Regions from separate parts of the Mus musculus genome. Here region 1 is linked to region 2. Evidence: chromatin loops called from intact Hi-C (ENCODE). Cell type or tissue: left cerebral cortex. All regions are shown on one strand.

The links. Peaks named below come from ENCODE experiments on the same cell type or tissue, not always from the same donor. Only the 100,000 strongest peaks of a DNase experiment are listed, where the experiment ranks them.
Region 1: it touches region 2 in a loop (2.1-fold over the local background); 15 of 42 quality-filtered maps call a loop at or near these places.

The regions. Positions count from the first base shown.
Region 1 is chr6:6,881,407-6,889,406 of GRCm38, reverse strand. Dlx5 (distal-less homeobox 5) reads left to right here and starts at 7,339. Exons shown (of 3, transcript NM_010056.3): 1 at 7,339-7,875. The coding sequence starts at 7,521. In left cerebral cortex, a CTCF peak has its summit at 4,278 (motif pointing right); DNase peaks (open chromatin) are centred at 4,372, 6,829 and 7,428; H3K4me3 peaks cover 603 bases.
Region 2 is chr6:6,109,712-6,117,711 of GRCm38, reverse strand. Slc25a13 (solute carrier family 25 (mitochondrial carrier, adenine nucleotide translocator), member 13) reads left to right here. Exons shown (of 18, transcript NM_001177572.1): 6 at 467-613; 7 at 2,604-2,742; 8 at 3,394-3,487; 9 at 3,690-3,774; 10 at 7,691-7,775. Among named protein-coding and RNA genes, the nearest start is that of Slc25a13, 100 kb to the left of the region's middle. In left cerebral cortex, no CTCF peak of the experiment used is centred here; a DNase peak (open chromatin) is centred at 4,742.

The sequences.
Region 1 (8,000 bases), 770 kb before region 2:
CCTTAAGAATCAGCATGTATTGATAAATTGACATGAGTGAATATATTTACAAATATTTGCTTATAAGCATCACCAAATGCTTGTAGCACCCGTGCTCTTCTGATACATAGCATGTTAACAATTATTAAAGATTTAATGTTGAAAAAGTAGATTTTAATCAACTGCTCCCTGTGACTAGATGATCATTCCTCTCTGCCCAGCCTCCAAGCAAGCATACTATCATTACACAAAATTACATGATATTTGCACATGATCTATCTGCGGTCTTTCTAAATTCCTCAGACTGACTAACACAATGCAAATGCTACACCCATAGAATAATGACAGGGAAATGAAAGTCTACCATCTTCTTCATGCATAGTTTCTCTTCAGAAATAGATTCAATAGAAGGTTGGTTGGATGCAAGGATGTAGAATCTGCCGCTAGAGTTGACTCGCTAAGTCAAGGGTTATTGAGAAGATTCCAGAACCTAGGAAACACGTGTTTTCTGTTCACGGCTTTCAGAGAGGCTCCACGGCCCCGTCAGCTGCACCGCACTCATGGAAGCTATTGACTTTTCTTTTCTGCTGTCTTCATTTTCTTCTGCAAGAACAGAGAAACGTGAGTCCAGGTGGGCACTGTGCCTTCCCTTGATTATGCTGTGCGACTCAGCAGGAGGACCTCTTATCTCAGGCTGGGGTTGCCTGTTTAAGATTCTTTTCTTTATAAAAGGTATAAGGCAATAAACACAGCTGTAGAAAAGGTTTTGTGTTTTCTTTTTGTTTGTTTTAGTCTATTAAAATGATATAATTAGGGCAGAGTGCAATGAAGTTTCATAAAATTATATCATCCGCTGTTGGGAATTGGTTCTTATGCTTTGTCTTAATTTGGCTCCCCAAAGCCTCGCTTCCAGACCTGAGGGTCCCTGCGCCCATCTGGCTTCAATTGGTAATAAAGACTGCCATAGAGCCAATGGCTGGGTAGGGAGACAAAGATAGGACTTAGATTGCGCAGACAAGAGACCAAGGGAAAGAAGGAAAGGGAATAACCAGGACTCAGAGACAGAGGGATCAGAATCAAGAGCTGCAGGGGAGAAACCATCCAGCAATGTAGGTGGAAAGGAATACAGCCCTATGGCTCCCCAGAAGGTAACGGGTAGCAGAGATGAAATATAGATTTTAAAAGATGTTAACTCAGGAATACCGGAGGGGTGTGTGCTAGCCGTGGGGAGGTTTAGAAATGCCCAGTCATTGAGCTAGTCAAGGCATATCCAAATTAGCTGGTGTATGTATATGGCTTTCATTCACAAATCCAGAGCTCCTGGACAGGTGCAGCATGCCATCAACATGCCGGGAGCTGCTACCATCCACCTTCATGCCCTCTCTTGCTCTGCAAACTTTACCCGGCTCACTGTGTTTGAGAACTCTGAATAGATTTGACTTTAGAAATGGTTTTCTACATCTTTGCACAGTGTTGCTATATCATAAGATACAGAGGCCTCAAGTCAGTGAGTGTGTGTGTGTGTGTGTGTGTGTGTGTGTGTGTGTGTGTGTGGTGTATTATGATGTACATGTGTATGCGGGCATGTGTGTGTATGTGTTATGATGTATATATGTTTATGCACATGTGTGAGTGTGCATGTGTGTTATGATGTATATGCGTGTGTGCGCGCACACATGTGAGCGTGTGTAGCTGTGTGGAGGCCAGGGGTTAATGATGACTATCTGCTTCACTCATCTCTTTGCCTTTGTTTTGTTTTATGCAGATTATCTAATTTGAACCTAGAACTTGCTTGCCGTTTGACTAGGTTGGCAGACAGGCTCTCCGTGTCTGCCCCTCTGCCTCACCAGCGCTGGGGTCTTAGGCTTGTGTTAGTATTCTTAGCCTTTAACTGACTGCTCAGGATCTGGATCCCAGTTCTCATTCATGCACGGTAGCACTTTACCAAGCCATTTACCCAGCCTCAGAAGTTTAAAGTCTAACGTAAGCCTGCAGTCAGTATGCCACTGTCGATGACTTAAACTCGCCCAGGTTACTGAATCCCCACCTGACAGTTCCGTTCTCCATAACTGCACCAGGGGCATTTGTAACTGGAATATTCATATACACTTAAGAATCAATGTTATATAAATAGTATCACAGCCAAACTTTCCTTTCACAGAGATCATCTTCTGAGCTTACGATGAAAAACGTGCCACGATTTTGGTTTGCAAAGACATGTAATAATGGAAACCCATTTACTTCCTGCTTAGATAAACTTGAAGTGCTTTCAGCTGTGCTGTGCCAAATTCATCTCATATAGAATAGATTTGAGAGGATACTTGATGTCTTTTCCTAAATAGTTATGTTTAAGCTAAATGAATAAACACAGTTTCATGTCTTAATTATAAAAAACAAAATATGTACAGCTCTATGATACGCTATCATTCGAAATAAACTGAACATCTTATTAGGTTAAAATTAAGTGGAAAATGGTTTTGTCTCTGGAGATTTTTAATTTATTCAGAATATTTATATAATTATCTAATCGTGAGCCCTTCGAAGTTATTTTGTTGAAGACAATCTCTAACTCCAGACATATATATTTTAAAGCAAAGGTAAGGGGGTATTGTAATTAGTTTTCAAACAGGAAGAATTTTTCCTTTTGTTTCTTCTACTGCTCTTTTGGGCTCCTTTTTTCCCCCTCTCCCTCCCAAGGTGGCTTAATTGTCAGTTCCTATGGGCTTCTGAACGTGTTGACTTGGCCTAGGCCTCATAAACATAAAACAAAAACTTTGATCGTAGATGGGGGACTAAATGGTTTTGCTAACTCATAACCACCTCAGAGAGTCAGTTTTTGACCAGAGTGGGTAGCACAGGCCACTCACTTGCATCGCCAACATCAGTGATCAGCAGTTTGTTCCTTAGTTTTCCCAGTCACTACTCTCATCTAATCATATCGATCCATAGAACTGCAGTCACATGGCCATCATACAGAACAGTGTAGAGCTATTCCTTTAATAACTTACTAAGTTATTATGCAATCATAGTGCTCTATCTCAAAGATAGCTATGGTGTTATTGAAATAAAGTGGTTACTCAGATCTGCCTTCACAGAACGCATGACCCAATCAGTCTTGTTTTTGAGATCTGTGAAATAAATAAATAAATAAATAAATAAATAAATAAATACACAATCCATGCCCACACACCTTTGATCCCAGGATGTGGGAGGCAGAAGTAGGCAGATCTCTGAGACTGAGGCCAGCCTGATCTACAGAGTAAGTTTCAGAACAGCCAGAGCTACACAGAAAAACCCTGTCTCAAACAAAAACAAACAAACAAACAAACACGCCCTCCATGAATCATGATCAATAAAAACACAACAGAGACCTTCCCTGCTAGCAGTTCTCCGTGGCAAATAAAGAAAAAGACAAAGCACAAGACTTTAATAAAAAAAAGCAGATGTGACCCTGATACACACATACACACACACACACACACACACACACACACACACATATATATACATATGTGTGTGTGTGTGTATATATATATGTATGTATATATATATATATATATATATATATATATATATCCAAGACAGCCTTGCTTACATCAAGTGTGCATGTGTAACACCAGCATATATTATGCAATCCTGTATCTGAATGCTGTGTAAAATGTAATATAAAGTTCCCATCTTTAAAAACAAAACCTTAGATTTTTTTTGTGCATTGAAGTGAGTCTCACACTCAAAGTTAAGGGATGCTCTATTCCCACTTAAAGAGATTTTCAGATGGAGCAGAAAAGGGAAAAGACTTAATATTGCCATTAATTTATCTGACCTACTGGGGAAGGGGTAGCTCAGCTGACAGATGAGGCAAGCACAAACCCTGAGTTAGATGGCCAGCACCACACCATCCTTTTTTACACAGAAAGTTCGTGGCCAGCCTGGGATACATGAGGTTCTGCATCTAAATAAGTGAATATATAAAATATATAAAATGGCATACCCGTACAAACTCGCCTTCCGTGGGGTTTACGCTGTTGACTCAGAGTGGCACCACTCTCCAGCAGAAGCCTGACTGGCCCTCATTTGCATGGAAAGGGGAGTGCTGCCTCAGATTGTCTAGAAAGAGGATGACTCTCAACGTCCTCCAATCGCCTCACAACTATGTAAGAGAGAAAGGAAAAAGCGTGGTATGGAGAAAAGGGTTTATTGGAAGTTGAGACAAAACATGACCGCCTTTCAAGACCAGCCTGAGTGATTCTGAGCTGGGGACATTTGCTGAATCCACACTGTTCCTGGCGGACACTGGGTGGCGCTCGTGGTAAAGGCTTGCGCTTCTTTAGGGTCTTTTCCCCCCCATCGCCACAAGCCCTTTGCAAACTTCAGCTACCCAAAGAAATTACAGGCTCCCTACATGTCTCAGCAGGGAGCTTTGCTGGAGGAATTTGTGATACTATGGGATCCTTTCTCCGCCGATGCGTCAGTTGGGATTTGAGAAGCACTAGTGTACTATCCCTAGCCATGGCGTCAGATCCACCTCCTCAGAACTGACAAAATTAACATCCCTGGCCAGAAAAAAACCCAAAGTGTGGCTCCAAAAGTGCTGACCAGACTTGTAGCTCGGCCTGCAGCACACAGAACACAGGGAGTGTCCTTGTGAAAGGAAACAGGACTACATATTGTGAGCAGACTCGAGGCTGTCTATAGTGGCCCTTACTTGACTGTATTTAAGGAAAGGATGGAAAGTGACAAAACTCAACTCAGAAAAGCCATAAAGAAAGTTGAGATTGGTGAATTTCAAAGAGGCTCCAAGTTGGTGATTTCACCCTGAACTGGACTTACTACAACAGGTTTACATCTGCATAAAGGCCAGTCTTTCAGCACTTCAGGTTATATGTAGAGATGGCGCATTCTTTTCTCCTTACCCATCCTTTTTCATTATTCATATATGTATATATATATTTCATTGTTCATAAATACATTTTTGTGTGTAATATATCTTTACATGCGTATATGTGTATATATGTGTAATATATACAGACATGTGCAATAATGTATGTGTGTACATCCATATGTGTAAATGCATATCTCCACTGAGAAAAGGAAGCAGCGAGTAAATGCTAGCAAGATGTAGAATTATCTTACCAATATAACATGAAGTATATCTGCAGTTTCCAGTATCAGGGTCATGGGAAGCTGCCTTCTCACCAAGGTTTAAGAGAACTATTAGACTCCTTCTGGCGATAATGACCATGCTGACCTTTTTCCTCCTGGTTATTACATTTAAATTTATAGTAAATAAAATTGGGGCCTGTGATGGGATCACCCATCTCTCTGCACTTTTTTTTTTTATAACCTCTGAACACTTTGACCAGCTCAAGGCATTGATTTGTAAGGCCCCATGGATTAGGTGAGCATCTTTAGAGCAGACCGCAATCATAATCCAGTAAGGTCAGCAGTACGTTTGCCTCCTTGAAGACACTCAGTGCAAATCTAGAGCCTGGACAGCCACATGAAAATCAAAGGCAAGGGATCAGTGTCAAGGAACAGCAAACATTTGTTAAACCCACACATCTGTGTCAGAAGGGAAATCTAGAGACACCAAGGCTGCAAGTAGGGACTCCAGATGAAGAAAGGGGTGGCCCTGCTGCATGCTAGCTCCCTCTCGTTGTTGACAAAAGCTGAAGTTGTACAGCCAAGGAAAAGCAACAGTAGCCTGGGTTTATGGGGCCCATGTGCACCTGAGGCACGTGTTGCTGCTTCCAGTTGCAGCTCCAGATTCCAGAGAGGGACTGACCTCCTGCTTCCAGCTCTCTGACAGAGGCTTGGAGTCCTTGGTTGCCAAAACAAGAACAAAGTAACCTCAGACAAAACTCAGGCAGATTTTCACTTCTTCCCCTGGCAAAAGGGGAACCAGAAGAGGAACCAGAAGATTCCACCCTGAACATTCAATGACACTCCCAGGTTCCTGGCCAAAAGGAGGCCCAAAATAGGATACAACTCATTTTTGAGGGGAGTAGACACAGCATTGAGTGAGGATCAGAACACATTCCTAAGGCCTCACTCAATCATAACTAGAGGAAAAGCCCATGTTGACAAAATAAACTTCTTCTGGTGGTCTGTGGCCAGTGTATGAGTCTTGAACCCTGCTCCCTTTGTACATAAACGAAGATGCTCAGTAGGCAGGAAATAATGGGGGATGCTACAGAACCCAAACTCAAGAATTGAGAGGGGGATTGGAGTGGATGTAGGTAATGGAACCAGGAGAGGGTCGTCCATGATCGAAACCCCATCTCCCAAGCGGACTTGGTTCCTTGCCTACTTTTCGGTCTTCATACTCCATTTGGTCTGGAGGCACACTATAGGTCACACACCCAAATCAATTCACGTTTGCAGGAATCTGGCTCCTGAACTGAGACAAGAGCCATTCTAGAAGCTTCCAAGTAGTCGAGGATATTGAGCAAAAAACCAAAAGGCTGCTCAGCTCTCTGGGAAAGCCAACTAAGAGAGTTCAGGCAGTGGCAAGGTATTCAGGAATGAAAGACATTGATTTTCAGCAGTCCCTGTAAAGACTTCAGTTGCCACTGGGGACGTCTAGATTCTTGGACATCTCTGTGGAGTCCTGAGAAACAGGGGCTTCTGCAAAAGCGCTTGCTGCGTGTCCAACTGTTTTCCAGTTTACAAATTTTCAACATAAATTAGTTGCAACTTGCTTCCCATCATCCCACTAAGACAATGCTGTTCTCCATTTGTTCTCACTGCCATCTAACACTGCTCCTCCTCTGCACACAGTCCCACAGCGGTGCTCTCTCCTACAGTCTCCGTCGGAGGAGGGGGGAGAGGACTGGTAGGTGTGGAGCAAGAAAAGAGCATCAAGAACCGCATCCTCTAAACTGTACTTTTGAGATTGCTGATTGGAACACGTTGTCTTCAAACAGCACGGAGCTAGGCCCTGGGACTGCTTGGTTTGTCGAAGCTATTCACTAAAAAGAGATCGACTGAGACCCTCCCTCCCCCAACAGGGAACAACTCATATTCTCTCTCTCTCTCTCTCTCTCTCTCTCTCTCTCTCTCTCTCTCTCTCTCTCTCACACACACACACACACACACACACACACACACACTCTCTCTCTCCTTGTACGCCTCTCTCTCTCTCTCTCTCTCTCTCTCTCTCTCTCTCTCTCTCTCTCTCTCTCTCTCTCTCTCTTTAAGCAATGCTTTGTTGTGCTAAAACTAGTTGGACGAGTTAGGGTGTTGCTCTGCTCCCGAAGCCCTGGCCAATGGAACCCGATCCACCCCGCTGTGCGTAAGCGCGCAATTAAGGATTTAACCAAGGCTGTGCTGCGCCTCAGCCAGCAGTCAGCCTGCGGGAGACAGAGCCTCCACGACTCCCAGCCTCCTCCTCCTCCTCCTCCCCGCCGCCGCCGCCGCCTCCTCCTCTTCCTCCTCCTCCCTCGCTCCCACAGCCATGTCTGCTTAGACCAGAGCAGCTCCACAGCCAATTCAGGCAGCAGCGGCCGCCGCAGTAGAAGAACAGCCACCGCCCGGGAGCTATGACAGGAGTGTTTGACAGAAGAGTCCCAAGCATCCGATCCGGCGACTTCCAAGCTCCGTTCCCGACGTCCGCCGCCATGCACCACCCGTCTCAGGAATCGCCAACTTTGCCCGAGTCCTCGGCCACCGATTCTGACTACTACAGTCCCGCGGGGGCCGCCCCGCACGGCTACTGCTCTCCTACCTCTGCTTCTTATGGCAAAGCGCTCAACCCCTACCAGTACCAGTACCACGGCGTGAACGGCTCCGCAGCCGGCTACCCGGCCAAGGCTTATGCCGACTACGGCTACGCCAGCCCCTACCACCAGTACGGCGGCGCCTACAACCGCGTCCCGAGTGCCACCAGCCAGCCAGGTAGGCGCGCGGGGGCGGGAGGCAGGTACCCAGGGCATCCGTAACCCCGCGGGCGCCAAGTTGGGTGGTAGATGAGGGCCACGCTGTCCGCACCCATAGAAGGGTGCTTCGCAGAAGCGAGTGGG
Region 2 (8,000 bases):
TAAAGCTGGAAACAAGCCTCTAATTAAATGCTTTTTTTTTTTTTTTAAATAAGAGTTGCCTTGGTGCCTCTTCATAGCATTAGAACAGTAACTTAGACACAGAGCTTTCTCATATAGCCCAGGTTGACATCAGAGTCACAATGTGTCTGTGACAATCTCTCAACTTGATCTCCCCACCCCTCCTCCCAAGGGCTGAGATCACAGACCTGTGCCACCATGCCTGGCTCTGTTCCTGCTGAGTGTAAGCTTTAAAATGCAGGGTACTTTATTAACTTTATATTCACTGCTCTGAAAAATGTTCTTTTCTTTCAAAGGAAAATGTAGTTTAGGGGGACGCATTTAAACAGGCAGGTGGGGCCTGTGAAATCACGATGTAGGCCTATTTCTTTTGTTTGATTTAAAAATGAGCAGTCATTTGCAGTAAGAAAGAGACATAAATTAACTGTCTTACCTTTTCTAACCGTAGGAAATACAGTTGGAGCACGCGAAGCAAGCCTTTGTGCAACGAGACAATGCCAAGACAGGCAAAGTCTCAGCCATTGACTTCCGGGACATCATGGTCACCATCCGTCCCCATGTCCTGACGCCTTTTGTTGAGGAATGTCTAGTAGCTGTAAGTTGTGCATTGTCCTAATGAAGTAGTTTATTCTCCCTAATTTGTGCCAAGTTAACGGGAATAATAAAGAGCAGTCCTTGTTTAACACCCTAACGTGATCATGTATATTATCACCCTTGCAAACCAAAATATATCTTGGTTCATTTTAGTGGGTAGGTTCATTGATTGTCTGCATTGTGTGTTTCAGGGATGTGTTCAGTGGTTTCTTACTGTCCCTGGAGGCTTGTACCGGGGTCCTATCAAATGCTAAAGTCTGCAGGCCCTCAGATCATTTCTTCACAGTGACATCTCTTTGGATATAATGTGCATGAATTTTCTCTTACTTTAAATCATGGCTAGATTATTCGTAATATCTAGTGCAGTATTTTTAAGTCTTTGTTTTGCTGTGCTGGTCAGGGAATAATGCCAACAGAAGACATCTGTGCATATTCAGTGCAGATGTAATCCCCGCCCAAAATCTTTGCAAAATTCTGTTTGGTTCCATTTGCATAGGTAGAATTCATAAATACATGGGGTCCATCTGTTAGTAACTAATTACAAAGAAAGAGGAACAACAAAAATAATTTATGACTTCATCTTCATTTTGCCTTATTTTTTAAGATATGTCAACTTGCTGATTTTGTGTTTCTAATTTAAGGAAAAAGAAACACACAGGCAGGCACCTCTGCAGACATGCACACTTGGCTGTCTGGTTGGAGTCACAGATAGATCCGAAGGTCTAAAGCTTACATTTCTCATTGTCACTTGGTGTCTGTTGGGGTTGCAGTAGTACTTGTGATAGGCAGATCCCTGCCATTGTGTGTCATAGTTATCCCATCCCAAAGGATGTCCAGCTGATGTCCTTACTGCCTCTTGGAACTCAGAGGTGTCATGAAGCATGCTCGGTAGTGGTTCCAGGCTTTGGCCACGGACAATCTAGACCACCAGGGAAGATCATTACAGATGGAATCCAGGTTTCCTGTAGGTCTCGCTTCACTACCGATGGGCAGCTACATCTCAGTATCTAAATGTTAAAGCTTCTAGCTGATTCCTGCGCTTTGGGAGCCACATCTCTGGAAACTCTCCCTTTGCTGGACTGTGAGTGCGTTCACAGCCATCTGGGTTCCCCACAGTGCTGACCTTTCAAGTCTCTCCGTTTCCTGGTGCTCCATTTCCAATACATGGCCCTTCCCATTCTGGCTCCATGTCAATCCCCTCCACCCCCCGCACCGCCCCTCCCAGGTGACCTCTCATGTCAGCTCTTTTGAATGATTACTAAGGGAAGATTTATGTGGCTGTTTTAAAAAAGCGCTTTCCTAATAAAAATATTTTGCCTTGTTAGGGACGGATAGAATTAGAAATCCCAAACTGAAGTTCCATTCACAGAGAAGAAAGATGTTTAAAAATTCTGATTATTAGAACTTCGATCAGTTTCGACCCCCATAGGCACATGGCATCTTCAAATATTACCAGAGCACACGTGTTCTTTTAGCTAGTCCACCAATGTAAAGTCTCGGGACTTAAGTGATTATTTATTGCTGGTTTAAGTATTAAGACAACTTTTGATATTAAGGATGCGTTAGCTGCTTCTCAGAGTATGTCTGCACCAACATAATGCAGTTTTGCATGCATGAACAAGTGGGTGCTATCATTTCTATGTTTAAGGCCTTAAGATTTGCTCATTAGATGAAATAAACCAACTTATAAAACATTTCCAACTGAAATTTGAACTCTGTAAATGACTACTGGTCCTGTTATAATCCTACACATGTATTTATTTAGTTTTCCAGGGCTTGTATAAGTCCTGGTCATGATTATCTGCAGTCACTTTTAAAATTCACTTCTAGCTTTTTTTTTTTTTCTAAAGTGAAAGAAAAATATTGTGATTTTTTTTTGTATATTCATTCCCCTTTAGTTCCAAAACAGTGATTAATATATGTACTTTTGTAACCTCTTGCCCTTTCTATCTTTTTTTTTTTCATCTCTCTCTTGTTTTCAACTTGGCAAGGCTGCTGGAGGCACTAGGTCCCATCAAGTTAGCTTCTCCTATTTTAATGGATTTAATTCGCTCCTTAACAACATGGAACTCATTAGGAAGATCTACAGTACTCTGGCTGGCAACAGGAAAGACGTGGAGGTGACTAAGGGTGAGTGAGCATAACAAAATGTTTGTTTCAAGTGTCTTAGGGAGCAGGGGACAGGGAGTGAAGAAGGCAGTCTGGAGTTTATAGTAGAATTTGCTATCCCATTCATACTGGTAAAATTGGTGATGTGTGTCCTCCAGACCTTGATCAGACAAACTAAAGCAAACAAAGCAATGTACACTCAGTTTTTGAAAAACAGAAAACAGCCTTTGAATGAAGTGAAGATATAGGATTTGTTGAATCTTTTTGTTTTTTACAAGAACTTAAGCTAAACGGTCAGTGGACCTCAAAAACACATGTGGGTCCCACAAACCTGTATTGATGATAGCATAATATGATCCATGAACTTGAAGAAGAAATTATCAGCATTTCAATAGGATTCACAAAAAAAAAAAAAAAAACCTAGAAAAATAACTTGGGTATCTGAAATGTCAGTGTAGTTTGAATCCCGTCCGGTGTCATTTGTTAGAGCATTCACATGGCTTTACTCCCAGTGGTGGTTGGAATGGAGTTCTGCATCCTTTGAACAAGTGGGAGAAAGAGCTGGGATGACTTCATGATAACTGTGGTGATGTGCACTCCTCCAGCGCTTTGGCTGAACACCGAATTTAGCGTCGATCTTTCTGAATCTCTCTCTCTCTCTTTTCCATACAGAGGAGTTCGCTTTGGCAGCCCAGAAGTTTGGTCAGGTTACACCCATGGAAGTTGACATCTTGTTTCAGTTAGCAGATTTATATGAGCCGAGGGGGTAAGTTGCTTTTTTTTTTTTTAAAGTTAGTTTAATAAAATAAGGTTAGGAGCTAGGTGTAGGGAGATTTCAGCAAGAAAGACAGAAACCAAATAATGAAGGCCCACACTGAAATATGGGAAGTGATAAAAGGAAAGTTCTAGAATTCCATAATGTAAATTTAAGAAATCTGGGACTTCATCATTGTTTGCTTTCCGTGCAGGCGCATGACCTTAGCAGACATTGAGCGGATCGCCCCTCTAGAGGAAGGAATGTTACCCTTCAACTTGGCCGAGGCCCAGAGGCAGGTGAGTGGTGGGAGTGACTTCTCTCCTGGTGCTTTCCAGAGATACCCAGGCCGCTAGCACGTCCATTGGATTCCCAGCATTGGTTTCTGACTTAACTGTTTTTCCAATTCTGGTCCCCAAATTCAGGCATTTTGAGGAGGCTGAAAGGGGAGTTGTTGAGCAACCTTCTGGTGAACAGATACGAGCATGTGTTTCTTAGAAAGACGGGGCTGTGGCCCCAACAATGGAAATCCCAACACTCCAAAAACAAGTAGTTCTTTTCTTCCTCACATCTGGTACTGAGGGATATGGGCATGAAGCACTTGCTCTTGTGACTGTCCCCAGCAGCATCTGGCATTGCTAAATGAACGATAACGTTGCACCTCAGTGGGGTACTGTCAGAGCGTTGTCTAACAGCCATGCCTTCCGTTTTTTTTCTGAGTATCGAAATGAGATAATTTTGTTTAGTCTGGAGTCATAGTTCAGAGGCTTTTAGACCTATTTTCTCTGTGAAAGGATTCATAAGCTATGTGGAAACAATGTTAGGAATGCTAGGTTTTATTTTATGGTTAACAGAAGCCCATGTCTCAAAGTTGTGGGAGTCAGAAACTTAAGACACAGGACCTCCTTGCTCTGTAGCTGGGCCTGAGAGAGCATGCCTTCATTGCATGGGCTATGCCTGCATGGTGCTTGTAAAATAAATCCATGAACAGACAGAATGTCTTTTTTTTTTTTTTCTTTTTTCTTTTTTAAGAAAAGGACTTCCTTTAAGGCAAAGCCATCTTCGAATCTTGTGAGACTTAACTGTTTTTGGCTTGGAGCTCTGGGTCTGAACAGCGACGCCAGTTTGACCACAATGGGTTGACGCTGGCTGCATTTTTAGGACTGTCAGGCCTGGAGCCAGGACCCCCACACACACCACCACCACCACTTTAGCTCCTTCCCACCCAAGGGCAGCAGCGAGTTGTGTGCGGCATGGAAATGGAAGGAGTGGGTGTGTGCTCGGTAAATCCTAACTAGGCACCTCTGGGAAACCAGCTGGCTGTGGTTAAAAGAGGAAGCCATTCCCCCTGGTGCAGGAGAACGAACTGTGTAATCCTGGGCAGAGGAGGAAGCAGCCTTGCTCTCTCCTCCCTTTGATTTCAGACACTGTGTCTGAGGTAATTATCTCTTCGTCTGCATGCCACCAGCTATTGTAGAAATTTGGGGATTAAGGAAAGTAGAGGGACTGTTTCAGATCTCCCCTGCTCTCCCCACTGGCAGCAGCACCTCTTCATTTCCCTGTGTGCCCTCTGCAGCTTTGAGGGGGCTTATAATGGGTGCTTGCTGGTACTGGCCTCGAAAGGGTTGGAGGAATTTGAAGAGATTTACAGTAGGAAGTGATTGGCCGGTGTTCAGAGGTTTAGAGCAATTTATGGCAAACCTACCTGAAATCTAGGGTGATTTTTTTTTTTAATACATGACCCCCACTGCACCTGGAAGATCAAGCAAGTCAGGTGCTCTACGCATGAGCATTTTGCATATCCTAGCACCCTACAGCCTGTGGGGAGCCATGCAGATGGACGCTTTTACCCTTCGTGTCATTTTAAGAACATATTTGTCCTTTCCAGGAAGAATTAGCAATAATGGCAGGTTCCTTCCTTTAACATCTTCAAAATACTCTCATTCATTATTTTGAGGCCAGAGCATCTTTAGTATGGCATGTTCTCATGCATGTAAATAAAATAGTGTGCTTTCTTTGAATGCATCTGTCACCATGAAGGTAGACTACAGGGGTGGAATTGGAGACAACGCATGGAATTTGTGGAAGAAATGTTTTCCCTTCTTAGACATGCATATTTCTCTGTAAAGCTGTTTTCAGTTAAATGACTGAAGATTTCAAATGATCTCATTGTATTGGAATTGTGTTGCCCTGACAGCAGTTAAAATTCAGTGGGTTGGTAGCTGAGGTTGGTGATTGTTTTCATTGTTCACTGATGTTAATTATCGAGCCTTCTGAAAACAAGTTTTATTAAATGCATTTATTCATTCAACAGGTGTTATTAGGTGCTGACTGAATGTCACTCTCACTCGACAACTCTGTGTGACAAAGTTAATATTTTATTTACACAGACAGGGTAGTACAATATTTAAAAGTAGTTTGGCCTCAGTAATACTAGTGATAACAGGTCAGAAAAGCAACAACAAACTATCTGGTTGCCTTGAAATATGAATTTTAGGAAGATGGCCAAAAAAAAAAAAAAAGGAAAATTCTATCAACTATAATTCATCTATTCAGTATGACCATCATAAACATTTTGAGTGTCACTGGGTGATAGAGATGCCAAAATATCATACTAGTTTCATATGTGTATATATACATATCTACATATACACATACATATATATATATATGTATGTATATATAGTACATATATATGTATATATACATATATATCCACAAACAATTTTAACACCATCAACAAAAGCCTTCATATTCTACTCTCTTAATTTTTTTTTAATACCATGAAGGGCTCAACTGTAAAGAAAACACTTGTTGCTCTTATAGAGAACTTGGGTTTAGTTCCCAGCACCCACTTGGTGGCTCACAACCATCTTTAACTCCTGCTTTGGAGATACTGCACCCTCATGGGCACTGGATACACATGTGGTATATATATATATATACAACAGGCAAAGCACTCACACACGTAAAGAAAATGCCATGAAATATTTCAAACACTTAATAAATACAAAAGGAATATAACAAACACCTACCCACCTGTCATGCGCCTTTAGCTCGTTTTCTTTCCTTTTTAAAATGTATTGCCTTCTTTGTATGTCCATGGGTGTAACACACGCATGCCTGTAAGCATCAGATCCCAAAGACTGGAGTTACACAAGGTTGTGAGCAGCCATGTGTGTGGGTGCCAGGAATTGAACCTGGATTCCCAGGAAGAGCAGCCTGTTCTCTTAAGTACTGAACCATCTTTCCCACTCCTCACATTTTCTTTATAAAAGAAGAGCAGGGTGGGGGTGGGGTGGGGGATGAGGGACTTTCGGGATAGCATTTGAAATGTAAATGAAGAAAATATCTTAAAAAAAAAATTTAAGAAAAAAAAGGAAGAGTTTTGTGAACGTTTTTCTTTACCAACATCTGATCTTTAAGGATACCATTTTAAATGATGTACTTTCGTTTTTAAGAGTGATGGTATTCTATTATTTAATTTTGAGTCTGTAGTTCTGGTTTGCTTGGCTTTGCTATGTAAATCAAGCTGGCCCAGATCGCAGAGATCTGACTGCCTCCTAAGCACTGGGAGTGAAGATGTGCCTCTGTGCTCACCACTACAGTATTTTAATCCTCTCTCATTGGTCATTTAGTGTAGCTCCAGAAGTTTTGCACTGAGTGCTGCTTTTGAAAGAGCCGACTCCTTTTTTCCCTGTGCTTCACTGTCATTCTCCAGTAACTTTAAGTAAGAATCGCAGCATCAGAGTTTAAATTCAACTTAAGTGTATGTCATTATAGTTTCAAAAGCTCATATTTGCTTTAACAGTGAGTTTGAGAACAACATTTTAATAATTCTTACTAATCCAAGTATTACCACTTAAAACAAAGACAAAAATTCAAATTAAAAAGCCAGTTTGATGAATCAAGAATGATGTCTCCTTGATAAGTTTTTACACTGACATTTTTATGATCGTTCTGAGAATTGAACACTTGAAAATTGGTTATAATGTTATTTTTCACGTGGTGATTATATGTCTCAGTATGATTTCAGCCATGCTTAGCAGCAAACACTTTTATTAATAAGGAATTGATGGACTTGCACCGAGTTCTCCTTTTTGTATTTGCTTTATATGAGACTGAGAGTCCAGCGAGTGATATTTTAAGTGACCGTATGCATTTCTGTTCTTTTCTCGGCTTGCTTGCTTCCTGCTTATGGCACGCGTGAAGCAGAAGGCCTCGGGTGATGCTGCTCGGCCCTTTCTTCTGCAGCTCGCAGAGTCAGCCTACAGGTTTGGACTGGGTTCTATTGCTGGAGGTCAGTCATGGCTAAGTGTCACTGTCACTGTTCCTTCGGTCTTCTCTCTCATTCTCCACCTTCTGCTGACCGTGGTTGTTCCCCAAGTCAGTTATCAACCTGCCTGTATCTGTTAGGTGTGGACGAGAGCCAAGGGGGCTTTTCCTAAACGTGGGCATGCTCGGCATCTTACAAGAGATCATTTTTGCTCCCTTCTGTGAGGTTAGCCATTCTTGATATGCTATT